2 separate regions of the Homo sapiens genome follow, and region 1 is linked to region 2. A link is a loop called in an ENCODE intact Hi-C map of the cell type or tissue named here. Cell type or tissue: CD4-positive, alpha-beta T cell. All regions are shown on one strand. Links, peaks and the distances in the headings refer to the core of each region. The heading gives the core; the rest is flanking DNA. Region 1 has its middle 84 kb from the start of LINC00517. Region 2 has its middle 62 kb from the start of SSTR1.

Region 1 (10,619 bases), core at 3,314-5,813, 160 kb before region 2:
AAGAATGCGTTCCTGGGGGGAGGTCTATAAACGGCCACTCTGGGAATGTCTGTCTTGTGCAGTTGAGATAAGGACTGAGATAAGCCCTGGTCTCTTGCAGAACCCTCAGGCTTACTAGGATTGGGAAAACTCAGCCCTGGTAAATTTGTGGTCAGACTGGTTCTCTGTTCTCGAACCCTGTTTTCTGTTGTTTAAGATGTTTACCAAGACAATACATGCACCACTGAACAAAGACCCTTATCAGTGGTTCTGCTTCTGCCCTGTGCCCTGTCGTCTTTCTTGAACCCTTATCAGTGGTTCTTCTTTTTGCTCATTGAAGCATGTGATCTTTGTACCTACTACTCTGTTCTTACACCCCCTCCCCTTTTGAAACCTTTAATAAAAACCTGCTGGTCTGAGACTCAGGTGGGCATCATGGTCCTACTGATATGTGATGTCATCCCTGGCGGCCCAGCTTTTAAATTCCTCTCTTTATACTGTCTCTCTTTATTTCTCAGCTGGCTGACACTTATGGAAAATAGAACCTACGTTGAAATACTGGGGGCGGGTTCCCCCAGTAGGTCTACTCGAGGGTGTAGGGTGGGAAGAGGAAGAGGGGAAGAAAAGATAACTATTGGGTACTTGGCTTAATATCTGGGTGCTAAAATAATCTGTACAACAAACCGCCATGACACAAGTTTACCTATGTAGCAAACCTTCACATGTACCCCTGAACCTAAATTTTTTAAAAAAGCAGACAAATGAAATTATATATATTTTTATGCATTTTCTTGTAGGAAATAATGCCTTTTTCTTATCTAACTTTGCTCTGGAAGCAGCAATAACAAGAGTGATCTGGACTGGAGGATCAGTATCCCCTTTCCTCCCTAGTTTATAGTACATATTGAATGTTTCCCTGTGCCTTAATTTGGTTTGGTTAGTTGGTACATGGAATAATGTCTCTTACTCCAAAAGATATTTGTGTCCTAATTCCTGGGACCTGTGAATATTTTAGGCTACATGACATAGAGTTAAGGTTGCTAATCAGCTGACTTTAAAATAGGGAGATTATCTAGGATTATCCACGTAGACCCCAGGTAATTACAAGGATTCTTAAAAGGGGAAGATCAGAGGTAGAAAAGAACAGAGATATGGCAATCCGAGAAAGACCTGGCCCGAAGTTGCTGGCTTTGAAGATGGAAGAAGAGGACTATGAGCCAATGAACAAGGGCAGCCTTAAAACATGGAAAGGGAAAAAAATGGATTCCCCCTAGAGGCACTTGAAGAAGTGCAGCCTTAACAACATTTGCAGTTCAGCCTAGTGAGACCCATTTTGGACTTCTTAATTACAGAACTGTAAGATAGCAAAGTTGTGTTGCTCCAACATTCCAGCAGTCATAGAAAATGGATATAGTTAGTTTGAATATAAATTCATCTTCACGGGGTTTATGATGAATATTGGTGGATTGGTGTTCAAAATCCATTCTAACCTCCATCTAGTGCAGCGCAGTGGATAGCAAAATATTTTGGCCTTAGTCCATGTGGCCTATATGATCATTTCATTTCATAATCTAGTTACACACAGACACACGCACACCTGAAATAAAAAGCTTTACAAAACAATCCTCCTTTGCTATGTAGGATACAATGATCCATTCTATTCTATTTCCTTAAAAATCAATTGATTTCATGGCTCATTAAATAAATTGATTTTATGAAATTCAAGTAATTTGCAATGTAGGAGTTGAAAAATGCTCTTCTAATATGCATTCCTGCCTGGTAAAATATATTAGAATGCTAAAATTTTCATTTCCTTGACTCTCTTGATTTAAGGTTCCAGCTATGATTAGATTAGACCAATCAAATGCACTTGCATGAAATTAGAGGCCACATTTCAATATTTTTTCTATACTTTTGGAAAATAAAGTGCTTAGGAAGCACTAAGTTTTCTTAGGTAGAATTCTTACGACTAATTACTAGTTTTATAGCCATTGAGAAGTAGGGCTTAGAGTGTAGCTAAGTTGGTTCCTAAAGTCAAATTTCCAGTGGCAGCTTCCTAATTGCCCTGCTTCTTGATTGTATCAAGGGAAACAATTCCCCTTGAAGGTCAGTTCTGAAGTGGTTTTATGAGAATCATTCTAAACCCAACCTAGACCTACTCCTCTAACTCTACCAGTGATATTGTAAGCATTCAAATATGGTTTTAAAGAATGTTCTTCTGAAAGTGGTTTCTGTCTTCTGCAAATCAACCCTGACTGTACAGTGTTACAACTCTTTAAGTATAATCAAGCAAGAAGATCAAAGGAAACAATCAACAAAGTGAAAAAGCAACTCACAGAATGGGAAAATGTTTGAAACCATATATCTGATGAGGATTTAAATTCAAAACATATAAGGAGTTCATACTAGTGAGTTCAATAGTAAAAAAACAAATAACTGGATTTTAAAAATGGGCAAAGGACCTAAATGAACATTTTCCCAGTGAAGACATACAAATAACCAACAGTATATGAAAAGGTGCTTCACATCACTAACCATCAGGAAAATACAAATCAAAACCACAATGAACTACCTATACCTGCTAGGATGGCTATTATCCAAAAGCCAAAAAAGTGCTAGTGAGGGTGTAGAGAAAAAGAATACATTGTTGCTGGGAATATTAATTGTTACATTCACTAAGGAAAACACTATGAAATCTCCTTAAAAAATTAGAAATAGAACTAACATATGATTCAGCAATCCCACTTCTGAGTATCTATCAAAGGAAATGAAATCAGTATGTCAAAGAACTTTCTATCTATCTGCACTTTCATGTTCACTGAAGCATTATTTATAGTAACCAAGATATGGATGATGAGTGGATAAAGAAAATGCAACACACACACACACACACACACACACACACACACACACACACGACTATACACATCATAAACCCTGGAATGATGTTCAGCCTAAAAAAATAAAGAAATTCTGCTATTTGTGACAACATGGATAAACCTGAAGGATGTTATACTAAGTGGAAGAAGCCAGGCACAGAAAGACAAATACTGCATAATCTCACTGATATTTGGAATCTAAAAAAAGCCAACTCATGGAAACAGAGTAGAATGGTGGTTACTCAGGGTTGAGGGGTGGGGAAATAGGGAGATATGGGTCAAATGGTATAAACTTCTAGTTGCAAGATCAATAAATTATAGACCAATAAATATAGATCAACTAAGATCAATAAATATACAGTAGAGTGACCATATTTAATAATATTGTATTGCATACCTGAAACATACTAAGAGAGTAGATCTAGAGAGTAGATCTTAAGTATTCTCACCACAAAAAATAAAGGTAACCATGTGAGGTGATGGTATGTTAATTAGTTTGATTGTCGAAATCATTTCATAAGTTATATGTATATCAAAACATCATGTTGTCCACCTTGAATATACACAATTTCTATTTGTCAGTTGTACTTCAATAAAGCTGAATTTATTTATTTATTTATTTAGTTAGTTAGTTATTGAGACAGAGTCTCGCTCTGTTGCCCAGGCTAGATTGCCGTGGTGAGATCTCAGCTCACTGCAATCTCTGCCTCCCAGGTTCAAGCAATTCTCCTGGCTCAGCCTCCTGAGTAGTTGGCATTACAGGCACATGCCACCACGCCTGGGTAATTTTTGTATTTTTAACAGAGATGGGGTTTCACCATGTTGGCCAGGCTGGGCTTGAACTCCTGACCTCAGGTGATCCACCTGCCTCGGCCTCCCAAAGTGCTGGGATTACAGGTGTGAGACACTGCTCCTGGCCTTGAATTCTTTTTAAAGATGTGGGAAAATTCCATCTACAAATTCTGAGTGTGCCTGGGCCTGAGGTTGTCATGAGGCACAGTCATTCTCAGAGATGCAGTCTTCGTCTTTCGAGCAACTCTGACTTTGTGTGACTGTAGAGGTTTTGGAAGTGACACTGCCCTTAATAGTCTTCATTCCTTTGTTGAGGACCTAAAATCACAGCTGTTAGTTACAGGCCATTAAAAGTGGGTACTATGTATGATATATTTGTTTGAATATATCTAGGATATATATTTTCAATTTTGGGATGATTTCTTTTGCATTCTTTAGTCTTTGAGAATTTTAAGGAACAAAGAATTTTAAAAGCACAGGTTGGCTTGATGTGCAAGCATACATACATATGTATATTCATATTAAGGGAAAATATGAATAACATTTAACTACTGGTATGACCCAGGCACTGACTAATTCAGAACCAAGAGAATGGATGCTAGCCATACACAATCTAGGTGGCAGAGCTGGCACCCCACAGGCTATTAGCCTTGTTTATTAGTAATATTTTGCTAGTCCAGAAAGAATTAAGTTTGTTTACAAAAATTCAAAAAGATAAAATAACTGTAAACATGAAAAGGTAGGCCGGGCATGGTGGCTCATGCCTGTAATCCCAGCACTTTGGGAGGCCGAAGCAGGAGAATCTTTTGAGCCCAGGAGTTTGAGACTAGACTGGGCAACGGAGTGAGACCTCATCTCTACAAAAATAAAAATTAAAAAAAATTAGCCAGGTGTGGTGGTGCATGCCTGTAGTCCCATCTACTTGGGAGGCTGAAGTGGGAGGCTCACTTGAGCCCAGGAGGTTGAGGATTCAGTCAACTGTGATCACGCCTCTGCATTCAAGCCTGGGAGACAGAGTGAGACCCTGTCTCAAAAAAAAAGTTTAAAAAATTTTGCCAAAGGAAAGTAGAAAATAGGAAAGGCAAGATGAAGCCAGTGGAGAAATGAACATTTAAAATACACCTTGCATGGTCTTAGGCACTTTTTAGGGACAGAAGGAAAAGGTGCTTCCCATCATGCTCCACCAGGGGGCACTGAACTTGTGACAGTTTATCCTTTTTTCGCTTTTGAAGTCACTCACATTCTCAATAATACACATGACCAGCTAGATGCTAACCATGCATTGGCTAAATTAATACCTTCAATCTTTAGAAAAACAGAGCATTTTTTTTAGTTGCCAACACAATATTTCCTGTATGCCTTTTCCCCAGAGGGCAGAGGGAAGAATAGATGAGAAACAGTTCCTCTGAACTGATAGAGCATGTGTGAGTTCAGCCTAATGTCATTATGTCAGATTGGATCTGAGTTACAGTGACCACTTAGACATCATGCAATTTGGTGATAAAAGAAAGGTCTGTTTTTCAGCTGTGGTCTCTTAACTAGCTACAAATGATCACCAGGCTGACTGCTTCATGTACTCTTTCTCTCATCATCCTACTACACAGATTTGCTTTGTGGAATTTTATTGACTCTATATTCTTTGAAGTACTTTGCTTGACATACTTGCTGAGGGGAAAATGTTCTAACAAGTGAATGAAGCCTTAGTAGCCTAATATTAGTACCTCTAAATCGACAGCTCTGAAGAATATATAAAAAATTAATGCACGAAGGACACTGCCTGGCATGTAAGTGCTATAAAAGTAATTGCTTCTATGCTGATCGAAAGAAGCAATTAGAAATACAGTCAGCCCTCCATCCTGGCTAATACGGTGAAACCCTGTCTCTACTAAAAATATAAAATATTAGCCAGGCATGGTGGCAGGCACCTGTAGTCCCAGCTACTTGGGAGGCCTCTGAGGCAGGAGAATCACTTGAACCCGGGAGGTGGAGGTTGCAGTGAGCTGAGATCGCGCTACTGCACTCCAGCTTGGGCGACAGAGCGACTCCATCTCAAAATAAATAAATAAATAAATAAATAAATAAATAAATAAATAAATACAGTCAGCCCTTCATATCCATGTGTTCTGCATTTGTGTGTTTACCTAACCACGGGCTGAAAATATTTGAGAAAAATATGCATCATACTGAACATGTATGGATTTTTTTCTTGTTATTATTTCCTAAACAATACAGTATAACTATTTACATAACATTTACATTGTACTAGGTATTATAAATAATCTAGAGATGATTTAAAGTATATGAGAGAATGTACGTAGGTTATATTGAAATACTATGCCATTTTATATCAGGGACTTGAACGTCTACAGATTTTGGTATCTGAGGGAGGTCGTGGAACCAATCCCCCATGGATATTAGGGATGACTGTACTTCCCATTCTCCAGATTAGTCCTCATATTCAAGCCTCAAATAATTAAAGAGATAGAATCACCTACAATTTCAGCAAAATCATTAAAGTTGTTTTTTGTTTTGAAAGAAATGTCAAAAAACAGCAAGACTTCAAGTCTGTTAACTGTTAGTGTTCCAAGTGGTTGAAATAAGAGGATTTATGGAGCCTTAGGGTTTCAGCCTGAAGCCAGAGATTAATGCCAAATGCTTTTCTTTAACTGATATTTTTCTTCAGGCAAAGTCATCCTTGAGGCTACTGGAAAGTCATGGCAATTGAAATACAGAAAGGTGTATATATGTAGGAGTCTCCCAAATAGAAGACTTCATGGTAAAATTTGGCAAATAATGACTTAAATCCTCTTGAGAACATCTGAGTGAAATTGATGCTTATAAGCCATTTTTAAAAATTAATAACGATAAATAATAGCAACAGCCAACATTTATTGAACACTCAATTTTGTGTCAGGTGCTGTTCTAAATACTTAAAATCTGTTGCATTATATAAACCTCACAATTACCTTACGAGGTAGGTAGAGGTTTTACAGGTGATGAAACTGAATATTTACAGAGAGGTTAAGTAATTTGCCAGAAGTCTAACATGCAGTGTGTGGTACAGCCAATTTCAAACCCAGACCATCTGACTCTATAACCCTTTATAATTTCTATACATCATGCCTTCATACACCCATACAGATGAAGACATATGAATCAAACAGCTCCCCACTTTGGCTTCTTGGCTGACTCAATGGCTCATGATAATTAGATGGTGTATGAAACCTACTTACTATAATCAGAATTGGTAGGTTAATCTAAGAAGTCCATGGGTGTGGAAGAATCATGATAAATGACAAATATATTTAATTAGATTCTTTTGATGTCCTTGAGGACAACTTTCACACAAAATAAATATTATTTAGAGTTATACTGGATTTTAAAATTAATCTTTGACTCATTAAAGTAATAACTATCCATAATAGTTTTTTTCTTAAAAGTTTCCATTTAGCTTAAAATATTCTGACTTTACATATAAATGTAGGAAATGTCAACAATTACTTCTAAGAAAAGCTTTATAACTTCTTAGACCTAACTTATACATTACAATTATCCTAAGCATTTAAAAATATCATTAATAAATTCCTTTTAAGAATTTTGAGGCTGGGCACAGTGGTGCATGCCTGTAATCCTAGCAGTCTGGGAGGCCAAGGCAGGAGGATTGCTTGAACCCAGGAGTTTAAGATCAGCCTGGGCAACATAGGAAGGCCTCCATCTCTCCAAAAAAAAAAAAAAAAAAAAATTAGCCAGGCATGGTGGTGCATGACTGTGGTCTCAGCTACTCAGGAGGCTGTGGTTAGGAGGATTGCTTGAGCCTGGGAAGTCAAGGTTGCAGTGAGTCGTGATCGCGCCACTGCACTCCAGCCTGGGAAGACCCCATCTTGAAGAAGAAAAAAATGATTTTGACAAAATTCTTCAAGTATTTAAATAACTCTCATTGTCTAATGGAATAAAGTATAAATATAGTAAATTTTGAGTTCTCACAATACTACAGTAGTATTTATGAACTTAAAAATTTTTATATGTTTATATTAAAAATCAGACTGATACATTTTTAAAACTAAAATGTGCAAGATGGAAACTATGCATCAAATTTTCTCAATAAAAAAATGAACTATACACAATTATTACGAGTATAATTAACTTCAATACCTCTAATCTTAATTATAAATTTCCTCAGTTTAAAGTCACTTATTCCCAACAGATAGTTTTATCACCTCAAGAATTTAGAATTTCTTTCCCAGGTAAACTTGGGGTTATCTTCTCAGCCAAATGAGGTTCATATTTGTCAAAGATTTGGGAGTACTGTGAAGTCTGCAGCTGTAGGAACCCAGGTGTTTTTTTGAATAGAGGTAGAATTCTTTTTATATTGACTATGCTCGTGAGGACCTCAAATCTATTCCTCCAAGTGAGTCCCTGGGATGTAAGTTACACATTCCCTCATTCTCAAAGCTGATTTATATCGACAAACTTCACCTAAGTTGCTTCATTATTTGATTAAACCAACGAATTTATTGACTGTTTGATACTGTTATTCTTTTCAGATTTTTCCTATATATCAACACAACAACACTTGCAGATATTTATGTGATAACCCATCTCATTCTGAATATCTCTTAAGTCTTTTGGTAAATTATCAAGTGAAGTTAAGGACATACATCTGTTTTATTTTAATTTAAAATATATCAATGTACAAGTATTTGCCAAAAAGCATGGGCTTTTCTTTGAATAAGGATATACTAAAAGAGTTTGTCCTTCTTGCATAAACCATAACAATGGTGCATTCTTTGTGATATTCTTTTGGAATAAGGACTTAAAAACACTTGTGAGGCAATCTGAGTTCAAGATCACTCCAGATCGTTGCAATTTCCCATCCGCATGTTTTACAACAGTTTTTCAATTTTTTTAAGTGGTTTGCTTTTATCATGTCTTTCCAAGGCATTTCAAACTTAGTTTTCCTATAAGCAATGTTTTTCTTTTTATTATCCTATTCAAGAAGTGTATATAATATTTTATCAAATTAAATAATTACAAATAAAAATCAGTAACACAACTGACTCCAGATGGTCATACATGCTAACTTACAGGAGGAGTAATGTACATGTGTATTATCAGAGAAAAGCCTTTAAGCTATGAGCACTTAATGTCTTTTGTAGAGGAAATGGAAAAATATTAACTCAAGAAGAAACAGAAAATCTGAATAACAAGTAAAGAAATTGAATTATTAATTAAAAATCCTTCCACAAAGAAAACCCCAGGCCTGGAGGCTTCACTGTTTAATTTTATCAAATATTTCATACAAAATAATGCCAATCCTCACAAACATTTTTAGAAAATAGAGGAGGAGGCAATACTAATTAATACATTCTATGAGGTCATTACAACTGCAATATCAAAGCCAAAGAAATTGTAAGAAATGAAAACTACAGACCAATATCTCTCATGAATATAGACAAAAATGTTCTTAATACATTATTAACAAATAGAATTCAGCAACATATAGAAAGGCTAATATACCGTGACCAAGTGGGATTTAGTCTAGGAATTCAGGGTTGGTTTAACATTTGAAAAAATCAGTTAGTTTAATGTACCGTATTATAGGAATAAAGCACAAAACCATATGGTGATCTCAACAGACTTAGGAAAAGCATTTGACCAAATCTAATGCCTATTCATAATAAAAACTCTTGAAAAACTGGCAATAGAGGAGAACTTTCCCCATTGGATAAAGGGTACTTATATGTTTAATAGTGAAAGACTAAAATCATTTTCCCAATTGGAAAGAAGAAAGTAAATGAGTCCTTTTAATAAGATATTAAGATACTATTAGAAGATGTGATATTGTATGTATAACATTCGAAAGAAGCCAAAACTACTAGAGCTAATAATCATGTTTACAAAGGTTGTAGGATAGATTAATATACAAAATTAATTGTATTTCTACATACTTCCCAAATTGATCTATATATTGAATGCAATCCCTATAAAAATCACAACAGGTATTTTTATATAAATTAAAAAGCTTTTTGAAAAATTTATTTGAAAATGCAAATAAAATAGCCAGAACACCTTTGTAAAAGAACAAAGTTGGAGGACTTATTTAACTAGATTTCACAACTTATTATAAAGCTATAGCCATCAAGACAATTTGGTATTGTCATTGATATGTTTGGCTGTATCCACACCCAAAATGTCATCTCGAATTTTAATCCCCATAATCCCCACATGTCAAGGGTGAGACCAAGGGTGGAGGTAATTGGAACATGGGGGCAGTTTCCCCAATGCTATTGTCATGATAGTGAGTGAGTCTCATGAGATCTGATGGTTTTATAAGTGTCTGGCATTTCCCCTGCTTGCACTTCTCCTTCTGGCCACCCTGTGAAGAAGGTGCCTTTTTAACCCTTCACCTTCCATCACAATTGTAAGTTTCCTGAGGACTTCCCAGCCATGCACAACTGTGAGTCAATTAAACCCCTTTCCTTTATAAGTTACCCAGTCTCAGGTATTTTTTCATAGCAGTGTGAGAACAGACTAATGCAGTCATAAAGATAGGAATATAGATTAATGAAACAGAATTGAAAGTCCAGATATAAACTCATATTTATAGTTGATTAATTTTTTTAAAAGGTACCCGTTTCAATGGAGAAAGGATAATCTTTTCAACAAGTGGCACTGGAGCAATTGGATATCCACATGCAAACAACAACCAAAACAACAAAACAAAAACCAAACCAAACCAAACCAAAAAATCCTTAGATTTTTACCTCATAACATAGACAAAATTAACTCAAAAGATATCGAAAGGAGGAAAATAATTTCTTTTTTCAGTCTTCATAAATTTATAGCTGGAGCAGATTCCTGTTAATTAAAGACAGATTAACAAGAGAAAAAGAAACATTTTTATGTTTAATGCATACTGTATGTACATCATGTGGGAGGAGCCTCTCAAAAGTCTCTCACAAGGTAGTG
Region 2 (10,619 bases), core at 5,005-7,504:
AACTACCCTCCCCCATCACCTCAGTGCTTCTTCCCTTCTCCCTCAGATCCTACCATGGTTCTTCACTCCCTGCAGCCGCACCTGTTCCAAGTCAGTGAAACACCTGCAAGGCCACAGTGTGGAGCAGGACCTTGTCTCACATTGTGAAGTACACATGCTCCAGACATCTGAATGTGGAATTAAGGACCCATTTTTGTCTAAGGCATTGCTATGTGAATGCTCAGCACTTAATTATGCAATAGGTGAAGTCCCTACTGAGGGCACCAGCACAGCTGTGGCAGGAGAAATGAGATAAATCCATCCTCCCCTTTGGATACACTTACTTGAGATGTTTGCAATAAAAAAATTTAAAGGGTTATTTTGATTTGGGGATGTAAATAAATATCATGTCATTATAAAAAAGCAATATGTTATCTAGAATCGTGTAAGGGCATCATAATCTTTGCATAATCTTTGTAGTACTTACATCTTAACACAACCTAGTGGTATTTCTTGTATACTAAAGTTTAAATATGTTTCTGTGGGCCCACCTGTGGACCAACCCTATGTAAAACATTATCTACTCGGGAAAAGTTCATTCTGAGCTTCAATCAGTCAATTTACGAATTTGCCAAAATGTTAACAAGTTAAAGACTACGTATAACCTATAAGGTATTTTATCTTTTCAAGTGCCTTGAAATTACTCAAAAAAGCAATTTATAACCTAGTTTTAAAAATCCTAAGTGAAAAAGTTAGTCATAATGTGGAGCATCTATTTAAGACCAATAGGTTAAAATAAAAACACACCTATCTTTTACTTAAATGAAATTTATTGTTGCTGTACAAGTATAGTATATATCTTTAGAGTTGTATTATCTTCATTCAAAAGCCACCATTCCCTTATCTAAATAGTGCTCTAAAAGTTCAATTTAAAAAAAGACATTGAATTTTAATGGCTTTTGTTTTGAAAGCTGTTCCCTGACATAATTGGGAATGTCTTATGCTACTATAAATTCATGATTAGGAATGAGTAGCTTATGTAAATGAGGTAAAATGAGATTTTTGATTTGATATTTTCGCCCATCAAATTCTTCCATTGGCTTAAGTGACATGGAGTCATCTTTCAGCCACTGGTGTCCTTAAATAGTAAGACATAATCCCTGGGGCAAAACTCTCTTGGCCCAGAAAACTACAGAGGGGATGCAGAGATAAGCCAGGATGGATGTGAGGATGGCAGAAAACTATCTACCTGCTCCTCTTACTTGTGAAATAATGGCCAACACTATTTTAGGTGCCAAAACCTATCTCATGAATTCCTAGCAGTGAATCAGTAAGGCAGAAAAATGGCATAATATGATACAGTCGTATTTATTATGTGATAGTTGATGTAATTAATTAATTGAACTATTTTTTTAAGGTTTAGGCTCCAAGTTCAGCTTTTGTAATTTTCTTTTCATAGGAAAGATGTACAGACTTAATTAAACTAATAATTGTTTTTCAATAACTGAGACTTAAACTGTTCTTTGGGCATAAAATTGTAAATGATTTGATGACAGATGAGAAGAGACAGTGTTTGCATCCCTGATTGCAGTGCATGTGGTGGTCCACATCTAATGTATTTATATATTAGTGATTATTAAACTGTGGACACATTTCTCCTGTAGCTGCATGTCCTTTCAAAGTTAGAGCCTGAAGCTCTCTAGTGGACTGTACCTTATATAATTCTGTGGCCAGTTTAAATCTAATAAGAAAATTGGCTTCATTACAATACATTAATCTTTTAAAGGTATGATTCTTAAAGTGATAACAAATGGTTTTCTCAAAATCTGTCAAAATATAAAAAGATTTAAAATTTATAGGGATGTTTGAGGATGTGTGTGTGTATCTGTTTGTTTGTGTGTATGTACCACCAACAAACCTCACTGTAGTAATACATGACCCACTAATTTGGATGTCAGATTTTTAGGTCTAGAGCAAAGATGGGAATTAGAAAGTGGGTAAAAATGCCGCCTGAGATAAATGCCTTAAAGCCATGTGCTTTTCTTCATCAGAGGGAGACACACAATTTACCTCACTCAGTTACCCAGCCACCCAATGTCTACTGAGCACCCATTATATGCTGGGCATTGCATATAATGGAGGTGGGCTCATGAAGGTGGGCTACTCTGTCCATAAGAAGCTCTGAGTTAAATGAGGAAACAAATGGGAACAAATAGTTATGATAAAATATTAAATTTGAATAATAGAAGTATGTTTTCAATTGTAAGAACACACAGGAATAGTTAATTATGCCCGAGGAAAGCATTCCAGAGCAGATATTTTAATGGGAGCTAAACAGATGAGTAAGCATTTGGAAGACAGGAAAGAGACAGTCGACATTTCAAACTACAGGAAGAATCTAGCACTAAGTGTTATTCTCAGAGATGCGCAAAGGAGTCTATATGGCTATGTGGGTGAATGCACGGGGCAGAGATTTTTTCTAAGCTCTGATAAATAAAGAGTAGCATTCTGTCCCAAAAGTCACTCATAATTTATTCCCCAAATTTTCATTGAGAGTCACACTGATGGAATTCTTAGGTCAAAGCACTGTTTTGTGTACCAAAAGTAAATTTGCTTCCTGTTCCCAAGGATTCTGTTGAGATGAGGGTGGATAATATGTAGTGTATTAGCTGACCAGCCTGGGCGGGGACATGGATAGAATGGAGGGAAAAGAATACAAATTAACAGCGAAAGCACTGCTGTCTGGAGCAACGTAAGATAGGAAAATACAGCTGAATTCACCTCACAAACCGTAAGGACCTCATTGCATCTCTGGGAACCACAATAATTCACACACATCACGTTCCTCTGAGTCACCAAGAAAAAATTACATCATACAATTTTATAATCAGAATAGAACTTAGAGGTCATCACTTCCCCTCCATCCCAAATCACTGCTGAAGACTAGGATCTAGTTTCTCCTTTTCCTGCTGAAAGTGAAACGAATTTCAGTATTTGTAAAGCTGTTAGTTTACTCTCACTTTAGACAGCTCTGAGGGTGGTAAAAATCTCCATATGTTACACTGAAATCTGCCTCCCTGTTAATTTCCTCCCCTGGGGAGTTCCTGAGAGGATGAATAAACTACTATCTTCTGCTCTTCAAACCTTGGAGTTATATTTGATGTTGGATAAGAGAACACAAAAATGTGTCTGTAGGAGCTTTCAGCTCTTTAAGATCTCCAACACACAAGAAATAGTATCTCCAGGCACTGTATCATTTGTTTCATTCCTGACTGTATATATGCCAAGTTGTGGCCATGCCAGGTCCCACAATGATGTGTTTTCCTGCATATTTGTGAAAACAGTTCACAGGCTGACATTTTTCCTCCTTGGGGATGCAAAGCCAGTGTGCCAAAATGACCTACAGCATTCTCAGGCCCATCCTCAGGTTTTTCTTGTATAATTCATGAACATATATAAAAAAGTTACAAAGCTCTTTCTAAGATAGAAGAAGAGCTCACCCAGAGCCAAAATTTATGTATCTGATGGGTGTCAGTATAAAACCACACTTAAGTTCTACCCTCAGTAAAAGAACTGGGTCAACTATGCAGATTGGTTGCTTACTAAGCTCAGATATTTCCTAATTTTTTCTAATTCTAATCAACTTGAAGATTCTCTTCCTTATTTTTACTTATCTATATCCATGGAGCTTCTGACTTAAGTTTTGTAGTAGTTGTGCTCTACTCTTTGAAAACCCACCACCATTCCTTTCAGTATCCTATTCTGTCTTGCATGTATCTCAGGGCCCTTTCACTGCCTCCTGACTTTTCAGGAATGTGCCTTCACCCGTCCTGTAAACTACTTCCATGGGCTAGGTTGGTTCCTCAGTTGGCTACTCAGTCAGTTAACTAATACTTAGGTCTACATCATAGACCTGCACTGCACTAGGATACAAGAGTAAACAAGGAAATGTAAATCCCTGCCTTCACGAGGCTTAATAGTCTGGTGATAGAGGCAGAAAAAAAAGCAAACAATTTTAAGGGAGCATGACGGATAGTGAAAAAATATATAGAGTGCTATAAGGACCTGGAGAAGGAGAAGTTACCTGGAAGGCTTTCTAGAGGAAAAAACTGAGACCTAAGGATTGGCAGAAGTTAACTACATGAGGGGGTCTCATGAAGGAATAATACACACGATATGGTTTTTATTAGAGATGAGAGAGCAGGATATGTTTAGAGAGCTGAAAGAAGTTCCTCATGGTTGGAACATGAACCAGGAGTGGTCAAACAGTAAGAGATGGAGCTGCACAGGTAACAGGAGTAAACTTGCAAAGAGGTTTGTGAGTCATGTGAGCCATGTTAATGGCAATGAGATTCATTAAAGAGTTTTAAGCAAGCGGTGACATGACTAGATATGGTAACATAACACAGGCTGCATGGAGATGAAAGTATTTCAAGAGCAGATTGGATGCTGAAAGACCAATAGGGAGGCTATGGCAGTGATCCAGGGAGAAATGGTGACCTGGATCAGGTTCGTGGTAGCAGGGATAGAGACGTGGTTGAATTGCAGAGGCATTTAACAGATATACTCAACAAGACTTCATACTTGATTTAATGTTAAGAGTGATGCCAAAAAAAAAAAAAAAAAAAAGAACTGAGAGAGCTGCCAGGTTTCTGACTTTGGTGACTGGGTAGATGGCAAAATTGAGACTGGGAAGATAGGAGGAAGCACACTTGGGGGAATGTTAGAAGTTCGGTTTTGCAAAGGTTAAATGTGAAGTGACTTTGGGATGTCCACGAAAAATATAGACAAGTTCTCTGAACTGCATATTATTTTATTCAGCATGCTGAATTTCACACAGTCATCATCTTGTGCTCCTTTATTCCTTTAACTTCTTGTTTTAACTCATTCCTCTTAGGTAGCTCCCTATTGGGTAGGCTATAGGAGAAAGGGAGAAGTTATTTATATCACTTTTTAGTTATAATAATGTAATGTGCGTTATTTGGCAATAAAAGCTGGATAGCAGCTGGCAGTATAAATTCATTTTCAAATAGTCTTGGCAAACAATTGAATCCAACCTCCACAACAAAACTTGAGCAGACCTCAAATGGTTGCTTTGGGGCTCACTGAAAATTTTGATGTTCTAAATTACTCTTCTTAGGATTCACATTCTGTGAAACTTTCATTTTATTATTTTGCAGTGAAACAATATGGAGAAGGTATTTTTGATTGTGAAAAATGAGACTTTTGATGAAATGATTGTATTACTAAAGAAGCTCCATCAATCACTGTTCAGATGCTTAAATATTACAAACGGAAGCATTGCCACTTACATTGAATAGTTTCACCATCTGTCTCAACAAAGAACACATTTGGAAATTTTTTAGATGCTGTGTAATCTTCTATTATGTTGGGTTTCCACAAAGGATTATTACTTGCCTCTCAACTGAACTACATTTGATAATTTTAAAGATCCGGGAAAATGATCTAGCAAAAGAAATTGCATAGCTGATTTTCTCAAATCAAAGGAGTAGTTTTCAATATATAGTAATGTTCTTATCATTTCGGTAAGCAATGCAGAGATGCACTCATTTCAGAAAAGCAACAGTTCATTCAGACATCAAACACTGATCATTTTGTAGAGAATTACGTTGGTACTTTGCTTGAAGAGTCGTTGGGGGCAGAATGCAGACACTTGGATAACATGGCATTCAAAATCTAATAGAATGAGCATCAGTGCCCTAAACTTGATAGTTCTTATTTATATTACAATAAATAGCAATAGATCCCCGTAAGAGGCTTTATAATTCTGCAACAATATTTATTGATGGCTGTGAACTCTGAACCTAAAATGGACTTTAGTCAGCTATCCATTATTGACTAAGACAGTCAATAAATTTAAAAATAATTTTATTTTTAAAGCATCAGTTGTCAAGTTGCTAAAACCAATATGCTTTTCTTTAAGATTAAAATCTTAAGGAAGTTTCTGAGAGCTTTACTGTGAACATTACAATGTGTTTTCCACACGAAGAAGCTTCAGTTTGTTCAAGCAAGGACATAACACAAAAGGCTTTTGGAAACAAGAGATTTCCCTGATCACTGAGGACGTGAGAGGCATTTATGCCAGTCGAACTAGTGGGCTACAGGAAAGTAGTCAATATGTTTCCCAAGGGATTCTTTGAAAAACTGGAAACTTGTTATAAAAGTGAACCAATGTCATTATAGTCATCCAGTTCTGTCATTCCACCAATTTGAATGCTAGAAATTGATTTTTGTAAAAAAAAAAAAAAAAAAAGCATAATATTGTATTCAAATACACTGTGCTCAAACTAGTTATGTTTATCTCATGAGCTGCACCAATAATTTTGGAGTCAAGAATTCTTTGCAGAAGTGAAAGAAAAGTTCAAATAAATAGAAATTTACAAGTTTTCTCACTTTGAAGGAAAGAAAGACCTTTACAGGAAAAAAGAAAAATGGAGCTGCTTGTCTAACAACCATAATTTAGATGGTTTCTAAAATGCAACCTCTTGCCAAAACAACCAGAAGGCAAATTTACTTCAAAGGAAGAAAGGCTGAAATGATAAGCCTGTTACATGCTGGGCGGTGTGCTAAGTAAACAGTTTCATAAAATTATTACATTTAATCCTCAAAACAATCCTATTGGGCAGAAATGATTATTGCCATTTTACAAATGAAGGAATAGAAATTGAGAGAGTGTATGTACCTCTCAAGGTGGCAAAGTTCTAAATATAAGAAGCAGGACTCAAAATCAAGTCTAGATGTTTCCAAAGTCCAAAGTCCTAGTACACCATAAACTGAATGTTGGTATATATTGGCCAGAGAGTAAAAATGACTTCATATGATTTTATTTAAAAAGTTAATATGGCAGAACTCTATACAATCACCCATTTGGGGGTGGCAGGAGGCTAAAAGCAGTTTATCATTTGGAGCTAAACTTGTTTAGTTTTGTTTGATCTCCAACCCCTACTTCTTTTTTGTCCCTAACGCAGGTGGTTTGACTTCTCCATGCCAGCTCAGGCCCACATTCATCCCTAAGACATGTAAACCAAAAATAAAATTCGAAGCCCCCAACTGACTGATGGACCCCCATCTCAACCAAGGGCATTCCAAAGTAAACCTGAAAATCTAGTTCAGGCCATGATGGGAAGGCAGGGGTTGGACATGCCTCATTATACTCTCTTCTCTTTGGAATTCAGGCACAACTGACCAACATTAACATTAACACAGAAATCTTAAGACTAACCAAACAGACTTTTTGTAGCAATAATCCACCAAATTTCAGCCTGACTCCAGTATAGCATCACATGACAGATAGCAGGCCCTGAATGAAATCAAAGTATTTTACCCAAAATATATTTATTTGACATATTTTGAAATGGCTCTGCAAAATGGTCTCTTGTGGGGAAAATGCACATTCTGTGGAGAGTCCCTTTTCCTTTCCAGGACTTTTCCGTGATCCAGGAAAGAATTAACTAAGAGTCTGGCACCTTTTTAGGTCTGATAAGCCTCTGAAGCCTGCTGCCTGGAGGCTTCATCTTCAGATAAACCCTTGGTCTCCACAATCCCTTAGCTTAACCCAGACATTTCTTTCTATGGATACCAGGTCTTCAGATAATACCTCTTTCAGCCAATTGCTAACCAGAAAATGTCTGAGTCCACCTATGACCTGGAAGTCCCTTGCTTCCAGTTGTCTCACCTTTCCAGACTGAACCAACGTACATCTTCCATGTATTGATTGATGTCTTATGTCTCCCTAAAATGTATAAAACCAAGTTGCAACCTGATCACCTTAGGCACATGTTCTCAGGATCTCCTGCGGCTGTGTTACAAGCCATTCATTCATTGGTCACTCATATTTGGCTCAGAATAAATCTCTTCAAATATTTTACAGAGTTTGACTCTTTTCATCCACAAAGAATTCCTGGCTTTAGTTGGACAGGTTTTAGGAATGCAGCCATAAACCTGGGTGTGATAGACAGAAAACTGTACCCCCGCTCACATGGTGTCTAAGTCTTAATCTCCAAAACCCATGAATATGTTACCTTACATGGCAAAAGGAACTTTGACATTGTGATTAAGGATCATGAGTTTGGAAGGTTATTCTGGATTATCCAAGTGGACCCAATGGAATCACATGGGTCCTGATAGAAGCTGGAAAATGCAAGGGAATGGAAATCCTCTATTTACTACAGGAAGAATGCAGCCCTGCCAACACCTTAATTTTAGAACTTCTGACCCCCAGAACTGTAAGATAATACATTTGTGTTGTTTTAAGCTACTAGATCTGTGATTTGTTACAGAAGCAATAGGAAACTAATTCACTGGGTCCTTGCATCAACTCACCTTTGTTAATCTTGGCTCTGATTTTGTGCTCCAGGTCTGGTAAACAGGTCATTGTTTTGGTTCTAGTCTCTGAATATCTGCTTTGCTACTCAGATCTTAATCTTTCCAGAGGTCTTTTTTTGCTCAAGTGACTTTAAAAAGAAGTCCAACTGGAAAAAGGTAGGTACTTATAGTTGTTATATACCTCCCAATCAACAAGTCATAAGGGTGAAAAAAATCGTTGTTCTATATATATTTTGCTGAGGACAGTTTTGCAATCATAAGTAAGATGAGCTTTGTTTCCTAAGATATATTGGATTGTTGTCCTCACTATTATTTATGAGGAAGTATAGTGTACATAAAGTATGAAGTAGGAGCTGAAAGCCAAAGGCCCACATGACACCCCTAAACCTTTGGAAATGGGATTCTATTCAGTTTTTTGAACATTTTCTTCTCTAGGGGACTAAAGTCTGAGTTAAACTATTTCTTCTGAAAATATTTCACATGCCAACTGCCTGATTGAATTTCTTATGTTTTAGTTTTGGTGTTCTATTTAGAGTTACTGGGTTTTGGAAAAAAATCAGTGCAATGTATTGTGCCAAATTGCTTGAACTTTGCCTAGTTACCATTTTCCTAAATGTAGACAATTTCTATTCCACATGCTCACCACTAACCCCAGCTCCTACTTTCCAACTCTACCCCAACATTCCCTTTTCTCTTATGGAAATAGTGGGAACATTGTTTCCTTCACTACTCTGTAAATCACAGTCTTGTTCTATATAAGGGCAACAGAGGAAAGGTGAATTATCTGAATTTTGCTAGAACATGATTGATACTTATCTTGTGCAGTTTTGATGACAGAATAAATACTTGCTTTAATAAATTAGTTATATATAACCAGAATACATTCTAATTTGCTCTTCTGACTTGGCTGCTTGAACAAAGTGGCAGATGCCCTCTTCAGGTTTATTTTTGTAATAGAAACAAGATGATTTCAAGTTCCAGCAGAAAATACAATTTATTAACTCGCTTACCTAGAACGTCAGGGTCCTTAAACTTGGCCGAATCCCAAGGCTAAACTACATTGTGGGCTTCTTTCTCCCTCTCTCCAGCTCTTAGTGCTGCTTCCCCTTGTGTGCTGACCTTATCCTTTACCCTTTTTGGTTAAAAATGAGAATTTTCTGGGGAAACTGACTGCTGATAGTCTTTAATTTACAAGTCTCCAAACTCCTCAACGCCTGCCCCTCTGTTTTTAATGGTCCAAGGGAGAGGGAACTTTCAACTTCTTTCTGCTAGCATCCATATATCAACTCCAAAGAACAACTTTGGTCCCACTGTTGTACATGCTCACTTCTGTACCAGTTACTAGTTCTAGGAGAGTGGATATTGGGGTTGGATAGAACTTTACCAAATGCTTATCCCTAAAATGGAGTGGTGAGGTACTCTAACCAAGATGTACAGTAATGGGGTTTGGGAGAGGAGCAGGGCTTAAGTCTCTAAAATAATATATGGCAGCCAATCTCAGGAAAAGACTTTTCTCTGTTTATTTTTGTAGTCCTAGAACCAAAACCAGTACTTGACCAATAGTGGCATGTAATACATGTTTAGCAAATTGAATTTATTTGAATTACATTATACTTCGGCATTCATTGTTATATTAAATCATTTTAGTACATTGTGGCGATCAAGAACATTGCTCTGGAGTGAACTGACTGGGTTTACGTGTTGGCTCCATCTCAATTTCCTCACTTATATAGAATGAGACAATAACAGTACCTGCCCTTTAGTGTCCTTTGCCTAGGGAAATCAATGCAAGTAAAACACTTAACAAAATCTGTGCCATGTAGTAAGTTCTCAAAAGAATGTTACTATTATATTTGTATGTTTTCATTGTTATGTGTGTGTGTGTGTGTGTGTGTATGTATGTAAATAAAAATATGTATACACAGAGATTTTCCTATATGTATTTGTGTGTCTATACAAATGTGTGTGTATGTACCTACATACACATATACTTACACTCACATATAATTGCGTGAGTGAAAAACATACATATGTTAATTGGAATCATTCAAAAGTCATGTTTATTTCTTAGTATTAGATACTTTGCTAGATTCTATGGACACAAAGGTGAGAAATTTACAGCCCTCAAATAACTCATGAATATATACATTATAAAAGTATATTTATACATACATATACTCATGCACACACATCCTCTAATCAAGCTGGAAATCATTCCCAGAAAATATGTTTGTCGTATGTTAAAAAACAATGGTAAAATGTCGGAAAAACTGGGTTCTAGTCATACCTCTTAA

What was found. Peaks named below come from ENCODE experiments on the same cell type or tissue, not always from the same donor. Only the 100,000 strongest peaks of a DNase experiment are listed, where the experiment ranks them.
Region 1: a loop joins it to region 2, with 3 times the contacts of the local background. A loop is called at or near these places in 8 of 110 quality-filtered maps.

Annotation. Positions count from the first base shown.
Region 1 is chr14:37,981,214-37,991,832 of GRCh38, forward strand. No RefSeq gene overlaps it. Among named protein-coding and RNA genes, the nearest start is that of LINC00517, 84 kb to the left of the region's middle. In CD4-positive, alpha-beta T cell, for the core only: CTCF peaks have their summits at 4,814 (motif pointing right) and 5,015; a DNase peak (open chromatin) is centred at 4,848.
Region 2 is chr14:38,141,022-38,151,640 of GRCh38, forward strand. No RefSeq gene overlaps it. Among named protein-coding and RNA genes, the nearest start is that of SSTR1, 62 kb to the right of the region's middle. In CD4-positive, alpha-beta T cell, for the core only: no CTCF peak of the experiment used is centred there; no DNase peak of the experiment used is centred there.